2 separate regions of the Homo sapiens genome follow, and region 1 is linked to region 2. A link is a contact called in ENCODE Hi-C or POLR2A ChIA-PET data. All regions are on one chromosome and are shown on one strand. The core of a region is the stretch at or near the end of the contact, and the rest is flanking DNA. Distances in the headings are between cores, read along the strand shown. Region 1 overlaps LOC105375508 (a long non-coding RNA gene). Region 2 overlaps LINC-PINT (long intergenic non-protein coding RNA, p53 induced transcript).

The links. Hi-C counts contacts between places; a loop is a spot of excess contacts on that map. ChIA-PET counts read pairs that join two places held with the same protein, here RNA polymerase II (POLR2A). Pooled maps may share reads with other maps.
Region 1: a loop to region 2 is called in a pooled map, with 3 times the contacts of the local background. The contact joins two enhancer-like sites. A Hi-C loop is called at or near these places in 4 of 50 pooled maps. POLR2A ChIA-PET finds 5 or more read pairs at or near these places in 4 of 52 experiments (PC-9, activated CD4-positive, alpha-beta T cell, activated T-cell and 1 more).

The regions. Positions count from the first base shown.
Region 1 is chr7:130,835,378-130,841,565 of GRCh38, reverse strand. The region is part of intron 3 of LOC105375508 (a long non-coding RNA gene); the gene reads right to left. It also overlaps the pseudogene LOC100133252. Among named protein-coding and RNA genes, the nearest start is that of MIR29A, 38 kb to the left of the region's middle. Within about 2 kb of position 2,730, at least 4 of the 41 ENCODE cell types and tissues checked have a DNase peak (open chromatin) inside an H3K27ac peak, as active enhancers do; they include PC-9, where a contact is called at or near this core.
Region 2 is chr7:130,958,245-130,964,230 of GRCh38, reverse strand. The region is part of intron 5 of LINC-PINT (long intergenic non-protein coding RNA, p53 induced transcript); the gene reads left to right. Among named protein-coding and RNA genes, the nearest start is that of LINC00513, 48 kb to the right of the region's middle. RefSeq lists enhancers at 2,976-3,065, 3,619-3,708, 3,035-4,234. Within about 2 kb of position 4,195, at least 16 of the 41 ENCODE cell types and tissues checked have a DNase peak (open chromatin) inside an H3K27ac peak, as active enhancers do; they include PC-9, where a contact is called at or near this core.

The DNA.
Region 1 (6,188 bases), core at 1,481-3,980, 120 kb after region 2:
AGATTAAAGAGGAAGACAGCTGTGCAATCTGACCCCACAAGCAAACAGGAACACATGAAATCACACTTCACTGAGTTTCAACTGTGAAATATGCAACAAAAGGTATCTTCAGGAGAGCGCATGGAAACAGCACCTGAATTGTTACCACCTTGAAGAAGGTGGAGGCAGTAAGAAGCAAAGAGGCCGGGCGCGGTGGCTCACGCCTGTAATCCCAGCACTTTGGGAGGCTGAGACGGGCGGATCACGAGGTCAGGAGATCGAGACCATCCTGGCTAACACGGTGAAACCCCGTCTCTACTAAAAACACAAAAAATTAGCCAGGCGTGGTGGCGGGCGCCTGTAGTCCCAGCTACTCGGGAGGCGGAGGCAGGAGAATGGCGTGAACCCGGGAGGCGGAGCTTGCAGTGAGCCGAGATCACGCCACTGCACTCCAGCCTGGGCGACAGAGCGATACTCCGTCTCAAAAAAAAAAAAAAAAAAGCAAAGAACTGGTGGAAAAATTCATGTATGTCAGTACTGTGAGAAACAGTGTGACCATTCTGGACATTTTAAAGAACAGGTGAAAAACCTTTTGAATATCCAAATTGTCATGAACAATTTGCTAGAAATAGCCCCCTCAAATGTCACCTCACTGCATGCCAAATGAGTAGGGGCAAAAAAAGGAAGAAAGAAGCTCATGAGTGCCAGGTCTGCAACAGTGTGTTTAACAGCTAGAACCAGTTCAAATATCACTCAGTAATACATACTAGAGGTAAACCCAACCATTGTACTTTATGTGACTTGTGGTTTATGCAAGGAAATGAATTAAGGAGGCATCTCAGTGATACAATATATCAAAGCGTCTAGTAATGGGAGAAGTTCTTTCAGCAGAAACACAGGTACAAGCTGAACCTGTGACATCAATGATATTATAGAACAAGCTGGGAGGTACACGTGCTCCCACTGTTTCAGGTCCAGGTGGATTCAGCACAAGCGATCGTGGAACACGTCCACCCAGAACCACGCAGGGATAGCCAGGTGCCCGACACACAGGAGTGAGCTTCCAGAGCAGGTCCAAGTGAGTTACCTAGCAGTGGGCTGAATTCAGCCTGAAGAAGGTACTGAAGTACACGGAGAGGAGCCGCATGTGGAACGGGAAAATCAGATGCCAGTGGAAGTACAAAGTGAACTTCCAGAAGCAGGCTTCGTCCACATGACCCCAGAAATCATGACCCAAGAGAAGACAGAGCCTAGCCAAGCAGATGCTGAGGCTGCCAGGGAAGATCACGAAGATGCTGAGGATTAGAGACCGTGCTGACAGCACATTCTGAAGCTGAAAAGGCAGAGAATGAGGGCAGAACAGCTATGCCAGTTTTAGAATGAAATTACACATGAATATATTTTAAAATATAATTGTTGGGTTTCTGAACCGATTATAGGCAGTATGACTGTCGTTCAGCTAACAGACAAGTGGACCAAAGTTAAGCTATTTCCTGTTGTTTCTGTTTCTGTTGGAACAAGTCAATTCCCCTCCCCAAACTTAATGCCACAGCAGAGGGATCTTTCCCATAACTGAAGAGATCTTTTCTGTAACTTAAATGGATTATATTCTTATCATATAGTGGGGTACGAATGTATCTATGTTCATTGTGGTAAAAGTTCTCCCTTTTCTCTTTCCCAGGTCATGTTCTTCCTCAAATTTTTTCCATATTGTGAAATCAAACTTAAATCATTAGAATACAAGTTTATGTATTCTAATGCATAGTAGAAAATCAAATATATAGGAAACACAAGGCTGCATGATGAAAAGTACATTGTTACTGTGCAGCTGAATTTTGGCTTCTGGCTTTCTTTAGTCTGAACAAATGTTCTTGTCTAGCCCTGTAGTCACCGATGCTGTCTCTGCAACACAAAGAGTGGTGGTGGGAAAATTTTTAGAATATTAAAACACACACACACACGTGCCTTTTCAAAACCGACTAAACTCCTATAAAGCATCTCTGGTTCTTTCAAAGTTTGTATTGTAAGGAGCAATGTAGACAATGCTATGATACTTTATATTTTTACTTATAATGACAACCACCAGTTCTTTTCACTTAAGTTAGGTTGAGAAATTTTATTTAGTGGCAGCTGAAGGGCAATTTTCAATTGGGAAAATTCATTTACATCTGTGGTCAACTTTCTTTTGATGAAAAGTTGCACTAGTATTTTACCACCAGATAAAAAAAAAGATGAGCATTGTTTAAAAATTAATGTATTTAAAATAAAGTACAGAGAAAAACATGTCTATAATTATCAGGCTTTGTTTTGAATGGAATCTTTTCCCCCAGTCCTTAATGTAAAGACCCTGTGCTATAACTTTTAAAGCCATACAAATAAGAGTGCTAAACTGTGGACTTAAAAGTAGGTGTATAAATATTTTTAATCAATATTACTTAGAAAATAAAATCTAACAAACACATTTTAAAAAATAGAGTAAGAAACTTCACAAGATGATCTCAAGGTAAGAAACATACTATTGGTTTCACATGTCAGCTTTTAAGAGATTTGTTACAGACTGAAAGGGGAGTGAGTGGTTGCAGCAGACACTGTGACCAGCTTTCAAATAATGATCGTGCCTTGAGTCATTTCTGAGAAATGGGTAAACAAATTCTTTCACTTTTACTGCTGGATTATGTTGCTCAAACTCATCTGCTTTGTACCCATTTGAAAGCTCCATCACACATTATTTTGGAAATGGTCATCCTGAGTCAGACTGAGTAATCCCAGTTAATGAGTTTGGTTTCCCTCTCATCTGGTTTTTACTCAATCTTCTGTATTTATCCCATTTTTTTTTCTTTCCTCAGAGATGCCAGACCACATCATCCTAAACACTAACGAGCAAGAAGGAAATTTCCATGTTAGCGGAGGGACCCCACTAAGGTTAGGGTGCCGTACAATGTGTTGTCCAAACCAAGACATGTTAGAGAATGAAAGGGGGACCATTTTAATAATTATGCTGGGGCAGTAAGTATAAACTGAATACCCTAACTAAAGAAATAAACAAAAAACATATGTAAAGGTGGTCAACTTCATTAGTTATCAAAGCAACAACAAAATGAGACCATCATACACCCACCAGATTGGCAAAAATTAAAAAGTACAACAGGCCGGGCGCAGTGGCTCACGCCTGTAATCCCAGCATTTTGGGAGGCCGAGGTGGGCAGATCACGAGGTCAGGAGATTGAGACCATCCTGGCTAACACGGTGAAACCCTGTCTCTACTAAAAATACAAAAAAAAAAAAATTAGCTGGGCGAGTTGGCAGATGCCTGTAGTCCCAGCTACTCGGGAGGTTGAGGCAGGAGAATGGCGTGAACCCGGGAGGTGGAGCTTGCAGTGAGCTGAGATCGCGCCACTACACTCCAGCCTGGGCGACAGAGCAAGACTCCGTCTCAAAACAAAAAAAAAATGTACAACAATACCAAGCACTGGTAAACATATGGAGCAGCTGGAACTCACAGTGTTGGGAGCGCATTTTAAATCATTTTTGAAAACAATGTCACATGATCTAGCAGAGACGAACATGCATGCATCCTACGATTCAGCAACTTCACACCCATGAGACAGGTACTAGGATATTTACAGAAGCATTGTTTCCAAAAGCCTAAAACTGAAAACAACACAAATATACCTTAACATTAACATTGATACATGTATTATTTATCAAAAATAACTGACTGATTACTTGATTGAGTGGGTCTCACTATATTGCCTAGGCTGGTCTTGAACTCCTGGGCTCAAGCAATCCTCCCGCCTCAGTCTCCTGAGTAGCTGGGATTACAGGTGCATGCCTGGCAAAATAGATACATTAAAAAATAGCTACATTCATCTATATAGATAAACCTTATAAACACTGCATTCATTCAAAGAAACAAATTAAAATACTGACACTTATATAAGTCCAAAATAGCTCAAACTGAACAAAAAAATACATGCTTTGGTGGTAAAACTGTAACTAAAAGCATTGCTCTTATTAACCCCAAAGTTAGGATGGTGGTGAGCTCCTTGACAGAGGGAAGGGCACATTAAGGAGAGGCTTCTAAGACCTTGGAATTATTTTATTTATTAACCTGGATGATGGTTACATAGAATTTATCTCTCATGTAGAAAAACATTGTATAAACAGAATAATATAAGAAGTGTGATGGAGGCCCCAGAGCAGTGGTTCACGCCTGTAATCCCAACACTTTGGGAAGCCAAGGTGGGCGGATCACTTGAGCCCAGGAGTTCAAGACCAGCCTGACCACCATGGCAAAACCCTGTCTCTACAGAAAATACAAAAATTAGCTGGGTGTGGTGGCATGCGCCTGTAGTCCCAGCTACCTGGGAGGCTGAGACATGAGAATTGCTTGAACCCAGGAGTTCCAAGCTGCAGTGAGCCGAGATCACGCCACTGCACCCCAGTCTGGGCAACAGAGTGAGACCCTTTCTCAAAAAAAAATTTTTTTTTAAGTGTAAAATCTGTGATAGCCATTAGAGCTGGTTATCTTCTGGGCAGCTATATGATTATTTCTTGTGGCCCTCTGTGGCTGGGTAGGGCCATGTAACTAGTCTGGCCAATAACTTGCGATCAGAGGTGATGTGTGTTAGCTGGGCACGGTGGCTCATGCCTATAATCCCAGCACTTTGGGAGGCCAAGGCAGGTGGATCATTTGAGGCTAAGAGTTGGAGACCAGTCTGGCCAACAAGGCAAAACCCCCTCTCTACTAAAAATACAAAAATTAGCCAGGTGTGGTGGCGGGCACCAATAATCCCAGTTACACAGGAGGCTGAGGCAGGAGAATCGCTTGAGCCCAGGAGGAGGTTGCAGTGAGCCGAGATCGCACCACTGCACTCCAGCCTGGGCGACAGAGACAAAAAAAAAAAAGAAAGAAAAGAAAAGAAATGATGCATGTCATTTCCAAGCCAAGCATTTGGTTGCCTTTGCTGCGCCCTCCAGAGCCTTCTTTTCCCCTGACATGGTGACTGGCATTGTTCCAGATAGCAGCTGTTCCCTCAGCCCACAGTGAGGACAGCATGGATTGGGGTCCTCAGCCAACCTGCAACCTGCAATGTACAGTGAGCAAGAAGTAAACCTTTGTTGTTTTAAGCCACTGCAATCTGTTACCACAGCATTACCCTGCCTTTCCTGATGATAAGGAGAATGTCAGGAAGAGGTGGGTTCAGGGAAGGCAGGCAACATTTAAGATGAGACTTGGTTAAAGAAAAAAGGAGTTAATCACGGGAAGAGTTGAAGAAAGAGTATTTCCGACAGAAGAAACTGCTGAATACTAAGACCCTGCAGTGGGAATGAATTTTGAGGGACAAAAAGAATGCCAGTGAAGAGAGTAGTAAGAAAAGAAGAGAAAAATAAAACATGTGATCAGAGAGGTTGGCAGGGACCACAGCAAGTACACACTGTAGACTGTGGTGAAGAATCTGGAGTTTACTCCTAGGCAGCCACTGGTGGGTTCAGTTCAGAGGATGATGTGATACAGATCACATTTTAAAGGTGGGTAATTCTTGCTTGGAGGATGTGTTGGGGAGGCCAAGCATGGAACCATGGAGCCCACTTAGAAAGCGGGTACTGGTGAGAGATGATGGTGCCTTGAACTTCAGTGGTAGCAGGCAAAAAATAAGTAAAATTTGGGGAATGTGTTTTGCAGGTGCACCTGGCAGAAGGCAATTGAGGGATCACAGGTGACCCTTATGTCTCTCAGTTGAGCTACTATTTGATGAGGCTGTTTACTGAAATGGGGGCAAATGAGAACAGGCTTGCAGAGAGGGAAGGAAGTTAATTTTTGCTGTCTTAGCTTTCAAATCCATTTGACATCCACGTGCATATGTTAGATGAACTACTAGAGAGGCAACCCCATTTCTCAAGGGAATGCCCAGAGCTAAAAATGTCTACATTTGGGAGTCACTAGCATATAAGTGATATTTAAGTCGAGGGACCAGATTAGATCATCTAGAGAGGGAATTTATTTATTTATTTATTTATTTATTTATTTTTCTTGAGAGGGAGTTTCGCTCTGTCACCCAGGCTGGAGTGCAGTGGCGCGATCTTGGCTCACTGCAACCGCTGCCTCCCAGGTTTAAATGATTCTCCTGCCTCAGCCTCCCAAGTAGCTGGGACTACAGGCATGCGCCACCACACCCAGCTAATTTTTGTATTTTTAGTAGAAACGG
Region 2 (5,986 bases), core at 2,946-5,445:
ATATATAGTCCAAAGCTTACTGTCCCCTATGTAGCAAACTAATGCTCACTAGTGGAAGTGAAATTTGGCAAGGGATCTTAATCATCAAGATGATATTCTCATTCATTTAAACTTTATATCTCTGCAAAATTTTGTGTTTCTAAAATGACCTTGAACTTGCAAATATATTAAAGGTGTTGTTTCCAAAGGGATACAGATGGAAATTATAATTTTCATGTCAGGGTCCACACTGGCCAAATATGTCCCAGAATTCCTAAGCTCAGTGTTGCACGTAGCATGACTGGACATGACTTTGAAAATGTTTCAATGTATGCCCCACTTTGAGACGCAAAGGCATGCATAAAATAAAATGATAAAGTATTAATTTAAAAAATCATCAACGTCTGAGAAAATAGAAAACAGAGCCTTTGGGGTTTGGCAGCATTGCCTCTGTAGCGACCCTGGGGGTGAGTTGAGAAAGTGGGCCCAAATAAGGAAGGCCTGTGGGCCCCGCAGCCCACCCGCCACAGCAGCGAGCATGTGAGGATATTGGACCTTCACCCAAGATTTCATTTAGGGGAATACAAGGGGTTTTAGTGCTAACACAATTTGAGAAACACTGCCCCAACAGATCTGCATTTACCTATTAGGCAAAACACTTGGAATACCAAATGTACCAGATCCGCTCATAGTAGTAAGTCAGAAGTCAGCTTCCTTCCCCTTTGTGTTAGGATACCACCATGCGTAATCATCCTGAAACAAAGGTGCGGGGGAGGATTTGGAAAACTTGTTCCTAAATAAGCTGTTTTCTAAGTTGAGCTCCCCTTCTCTAGAAAGTTTCCTTAGGAACATTATGCATATTGGAGACAAAGATAAAACCCTTTTTATTAAAGTAAAAAAAATGTTGATAGTTGTTGGTGATGTCCAAATAATATTTTCAAGTCATATTATAATGATGGGGTTTCCCCCAGTACTTTGGATTGAAATAAACGGGTTAGAATGGAGAACAGATGACAGGAGTCTTCTCTGAAATTTCTGAGAGGCCACACAATCTTAGGTTGAATAAAGAAGGAATAAGAATAGGAAATACGGGGCCGGGTGTGGTGGCTCATGCCTGTAATCCAAACACTTTGGGAGGTCGAGGCAGGTGGAACACCTGAAGTCAGGAGTTGAAGACCAGCCCAGCCAACATGGTGAAACCCCATCTCTACTAAAAATACAAAATTAGCCAGGTGTGGTGATGGGCTCCTGTAATCCCAGCTATTTGGGAGGCTGAGGCAGGAGAATTGCTTGAACCTGGGAGGTGGAGGTTGCAGTGAGCCGAGATCGCGCCACTGCACTCCAGCCTGGGCAACAGAGTGAGACTCCGTCTCCAAAAAAAAAAAAAGAAAAAAAAAGGAAATACGGAAAGATGATGATTTGTTTTAAATACATTTCCAACAGTATTTCTCTGTTTCCTTTTTTAGAAATCCTTTCTGTTCATAGGGCAGTTGGGGTAGAAATGGACACACTTAGCCAGCACGGCTTCTTCCGTGGAGGATGCACCATGTGTCCCTGCTGTGAGATGTAGACACCTGAGTTTGTGTGTTCAGATACTTTCGAAGAAGTTTTTTTGGTGAGACTTCTTTGGCAAAGAAAGCTGCATATAAAGTTGTTGATGCAGTGTCTGGAACATAGTAATGATCGATGCAGGAGGAAGATAAGGGGGAAGGTCCCTGGAGAGTCTCCCACCAGCCTGTGCACTGGGAGGAGGGGATGGAGCCTCAGGAAGTTCTCACCCTTTGCAGCTAGGAGCCTGGCCTCTCCTGTTCCTGGGTGGTGAGTTGGGATTCAATCTGTGAGATGGGGGCCTGTTCATAAAAACTCATCTTGCTTTGCTGAGAGTCTTTTTCCTTTTTGCCCAATAGATTCCATAACCCCTCACCCTTCAAAGGGTCTGTGTGCGTAACTTTTCCTGGTCATGTGACAAGAACCCAGTTTTTTCTACAATAGTAAGGAATCAGTGAGCATTAGTATTCTTTCTCTTTTTCTTCCTCTTCTCTTTGGCAGTATATTTTTCGCTTTCCAGCTGTAGCATCTGTTAGTGTAATATTCATATTTGCCCTCAAGTACTGCATTTTCCAGGTTTCTGCAGCTTGGACTTTTCTGTCTTGGTGGAGTGAAGCAGAGGTAGGTGGGGAGGGGAGATCAAGTGAACCCAGCCTGGCTCTCCTTTTATTTCCCTGGAGTTAGAAGCCACAAGTTGTCCTGAGGAGGCTTTGCTGTTCTTGTCACTCCTGACTTCAGCAGGAATCAAGGACAAAATAATTGAATGATAAAGGAAGATGGAAGCAGCTATAATCAGCTGTTCAGTTCCAGTAACAGGAAAAGTAGTCCTCAAACTTTAGAGGACATAAGAATGACCTAGGATGCCAGTTAAAATTCATTTTCCTGGGCTCCTCCCCAGAGATTCTGAGTCCAAACTTAGGTAATTCTTAGTTTTTAATGTTTTGGTTGATCACTAGTATAGCACAAAGATTAATATATTTTTAAGAGTTTTTACCACTCTTTGGTAAAGTTTGCTACCCTCAGGGAGCCCCAAAATTACGGCTTAGAATTCTTGGCTTAAAAAATGAGCCAAACCATCCCCATACCTATGTATGACTCTCGGGCAGTCATGTAACACGAACAAGCTTTGGCAGTGGTGTGAGACTTATTTGTAAATTGCCAGTGTCAACATAATTCTTTTCTCATTGGCATTGCCTAGTTAAGGAGTCAAGTCTCACTGTGGTTTGTTCTCTCTGTGGTTTCCGTAGGGTTGGGGAGAAGGCTACAGAAAAACGAACCCTTTCTAGTTTTGACTGTCTAGGGAGTAAAAAAAAAAAAGCCTGTCATCTTTCTGAATTAGGATATAAGACGCCTGCCCTGAAGGTGGCAAATCAGACTTCCACACGCATTGCCTTCATTTAGCCAATAGCCCGCTCTGAATGTGTATATTACGATGTGCAGTTTCATTCATCAAGGGGATTTCGGGCTCCAGCAGCACGCAGCCTCCAGTCTTGAGTGACTCCTGGGCTTTGGCTCAGCAGTAACTCCTCCATAAAAACAAGTGTGTGCATCTGGCTGTTAGAAGAATTCATGCTCATCCGGGTAAGGATAAACTGGAGAAATTATTCCTTTTTTTCCCTTTGGGTGGTTTTGAGGTTTTAGAAAAATTGATCCTCTCTTTGAGAAGAGTTCAGAACTATTTGTCTGAAGTTTTTCCATCCAAACTGCTTTATCGTATTATCCACTGTCTTACCCTTTTCCTGTGAAATCTACCCTCTTCAAAACATAGTTTCATTTTCAAATTTTAAAAGATAAGATTCCATTTTTCTTTCCGTGCATGAAACTTTAAAAATTAAATCACCACAGTTGCTACTGGCTTAGAAGTGGGGTCTTATATTTTTAGGAAGTATACTTTAAAAGTTAGGCAGAGGGGAAATCTATGTTTGCATTTGATTTATGAAACAGTGACTGTTACATTAAAGGGCGGATTTTCAGACATACTACTTGATCTGCTCTGACAAGCTATGAGCTCTCTCTCTCTGCCACTTTTCTCCCGAACTGTGTTCTAATGGTGGAATCAGCTCATCTTTTTTCCTTAGGCATGTGGTTTAGTCTGTGTACATTCAGCGCGGTGGCATTTTTCTTGAAGAAGTGACTAAGGCTTCTTGGATGAATTCTGTCTTTGAAAGAGGTAGTAGAATTGCATCAGAAAGGCATTTACAGTAAATGGCTACCCCCCCTTCCTGTAATGACCGCATGTGAAAGAATGCATTAATTCTTGTTTTGAGGAAATGAGAGTTGTAGAGTTCTATGAAAAACTCCCTTTTTTATCATTAGTTAGCCAGGTTTGAATGTTCACATTTTAAAAATCAGGCTCATTTTGTGCTATCTAAATAAAAGTCACAAAGATACAGCTTTCCACTCCATGTTCTATGTGGAGTAACCAATCATCCTGAACTCAAAAAGAGGAAATTATGTTGAATATGGCTACAGTTAATGGCATAAGCCTAAACTAAATTAATTTCTTCATAGTCTTTTTTTATATTAAGTTACTGTGCTTCCTAGCTATGTTGCTGATTTGTCCATCAGGATTTGATTCTCAGTGCGACGGACGATGAAGACTAAAAGGAAACTCCCATAGATGATCTGGTCAGGAGTTCTCATGGAAGCAGTACCGCCCCCTAGGTGACAGAGTGGAAATTTATGAGGGTATTCTGGTGGTACAATGAAGGATTTTTCTGGTTTTTTTTTGAGATGGAGTCTCACTCTGTTGCCCAGACTGGAATGCAGTGGTGTGATCTCAACTGACTGCAACCTCCGTATCCTGGGTTCAAGCAACTCTCCTGCTGCAGCCACGTGAGTAGCTGGGATTACAGGCCCAAGCCACCACACCCAGCTAATTTTTGTATTTTTGGTAGAGACGGGGCTTCCCCATGTTGGTCAGGCTGGTCTCAAACTCCTGACCTCAGGTGATCCGCCGGCCTCGGCCTCCCAAAGTGCTGGGATTACAGGCATGAGCCACCTCGCCCAGCCTAATGAAGGATATTTCATGAGTGAGAGCGAGAGAACTTAATGTCCCACAGTAGAAAAGAGATAAAGAATTGCCCTGTAGTACACATGACTTTCAGTTATCCTGTTGGACATTCGTGTAGGGAAAGATCAGTTTATAATTTTCTGAACCTAGACTTTATTTTTTCATAAAAATGCAAAATAATTTTTGCATACTTTTAATATACACAGAATAGATTCATTTTCATTCTCTGGTCCACCTATACTACTTCTTTCATTTTCCTGCACTTTTAATATGGAAAGCTTCTAATCTGACTTCTCTTAAATACAAGCTTCTTCTTTATAAGTAAGTTACAAGCATCTATTTGATTACATAGTTAATTGTACCTGAAAATTATTTATATAATGAAATGTGAAGTATTTTTTATTATAAATTGCTTCTTTTAGATTATCTTTTATGTACATTTAGGATATTCATGTTTTAAAGCTGCATGTACAGTAGTTAATATTATCAACAAATTTGATTTTAGAGTAGTAAATGGGACATGACAGAATTTTTTTGTCATATAAAGAGAGCTATGAGAATAATGGATAGGGTTTTGAACCAATGAACCAATCCGTGCCTCAGCGTTTAAGGAAGGAGGGTATGCAAATTACCCAGATAGGAGGGATGCTTATCTTCTTCATGAAGTTCCCCAGGGAAGATTTCACGTGTACCTCATTAATTTGTATTAGTATTTTGAAATCTTCATAGTAAGCTAGTTCTTCTGTATTAATATTTTCTAGGAGTCTTCATATGTCACTCTAAAAACATGACCGGGCCAGGTGCAGTGGCTCATGCCTGTAATCCGAGAACTTTGGGAGGCCGAGGCAGGTGGATCACTGAGGTCAGGAGTTCAAGACCAGCCTGGCCAACATGGTGAAACCCCGTTTCTACTAAAAATACAAAAATTAGCTGGGCATGGTGGCAGGTACCTGTAATCCCAGCTGCTCGGGAGGCTGAGGCGGGAGAATCACCTGAACCCGGGAGGCAGAGGTTGTAGTGAGCTGAGATCGTGCCATTGCACTACAGCCTAGGCGATAGAGCAAGACTCTGTCTCAAAACAAAACATGGCCAGGCACAGTGGCTCATGCCTGTAATCCCAGCATTTTGGGAGGCCATGGTGGGCGGATCACCTGAAGTCAGGAGTTCAAGACCAGCCTGGCCAACATAGTAAAACCTTGTCTCTACTAAAAATATAAAAATCAGCCGTGTGTGATGGCACACTCCTGTAATCCCAGCTACTCAGGAGGCTGAGGCAGGAGAATTGCATGAACCTGGGAGACAGAGGTTTCAGTGAGCCGAGATTGTACCACTGCACTCCAGCCTGGGTGACAGAGTGATACTCTGTCTCAAAAAAACAAAACGAAAACAAAAAAAACCTGTGACTTTTGGTTACTCCCCTTCTGTAGAAAAGATGAGCAGGTATTG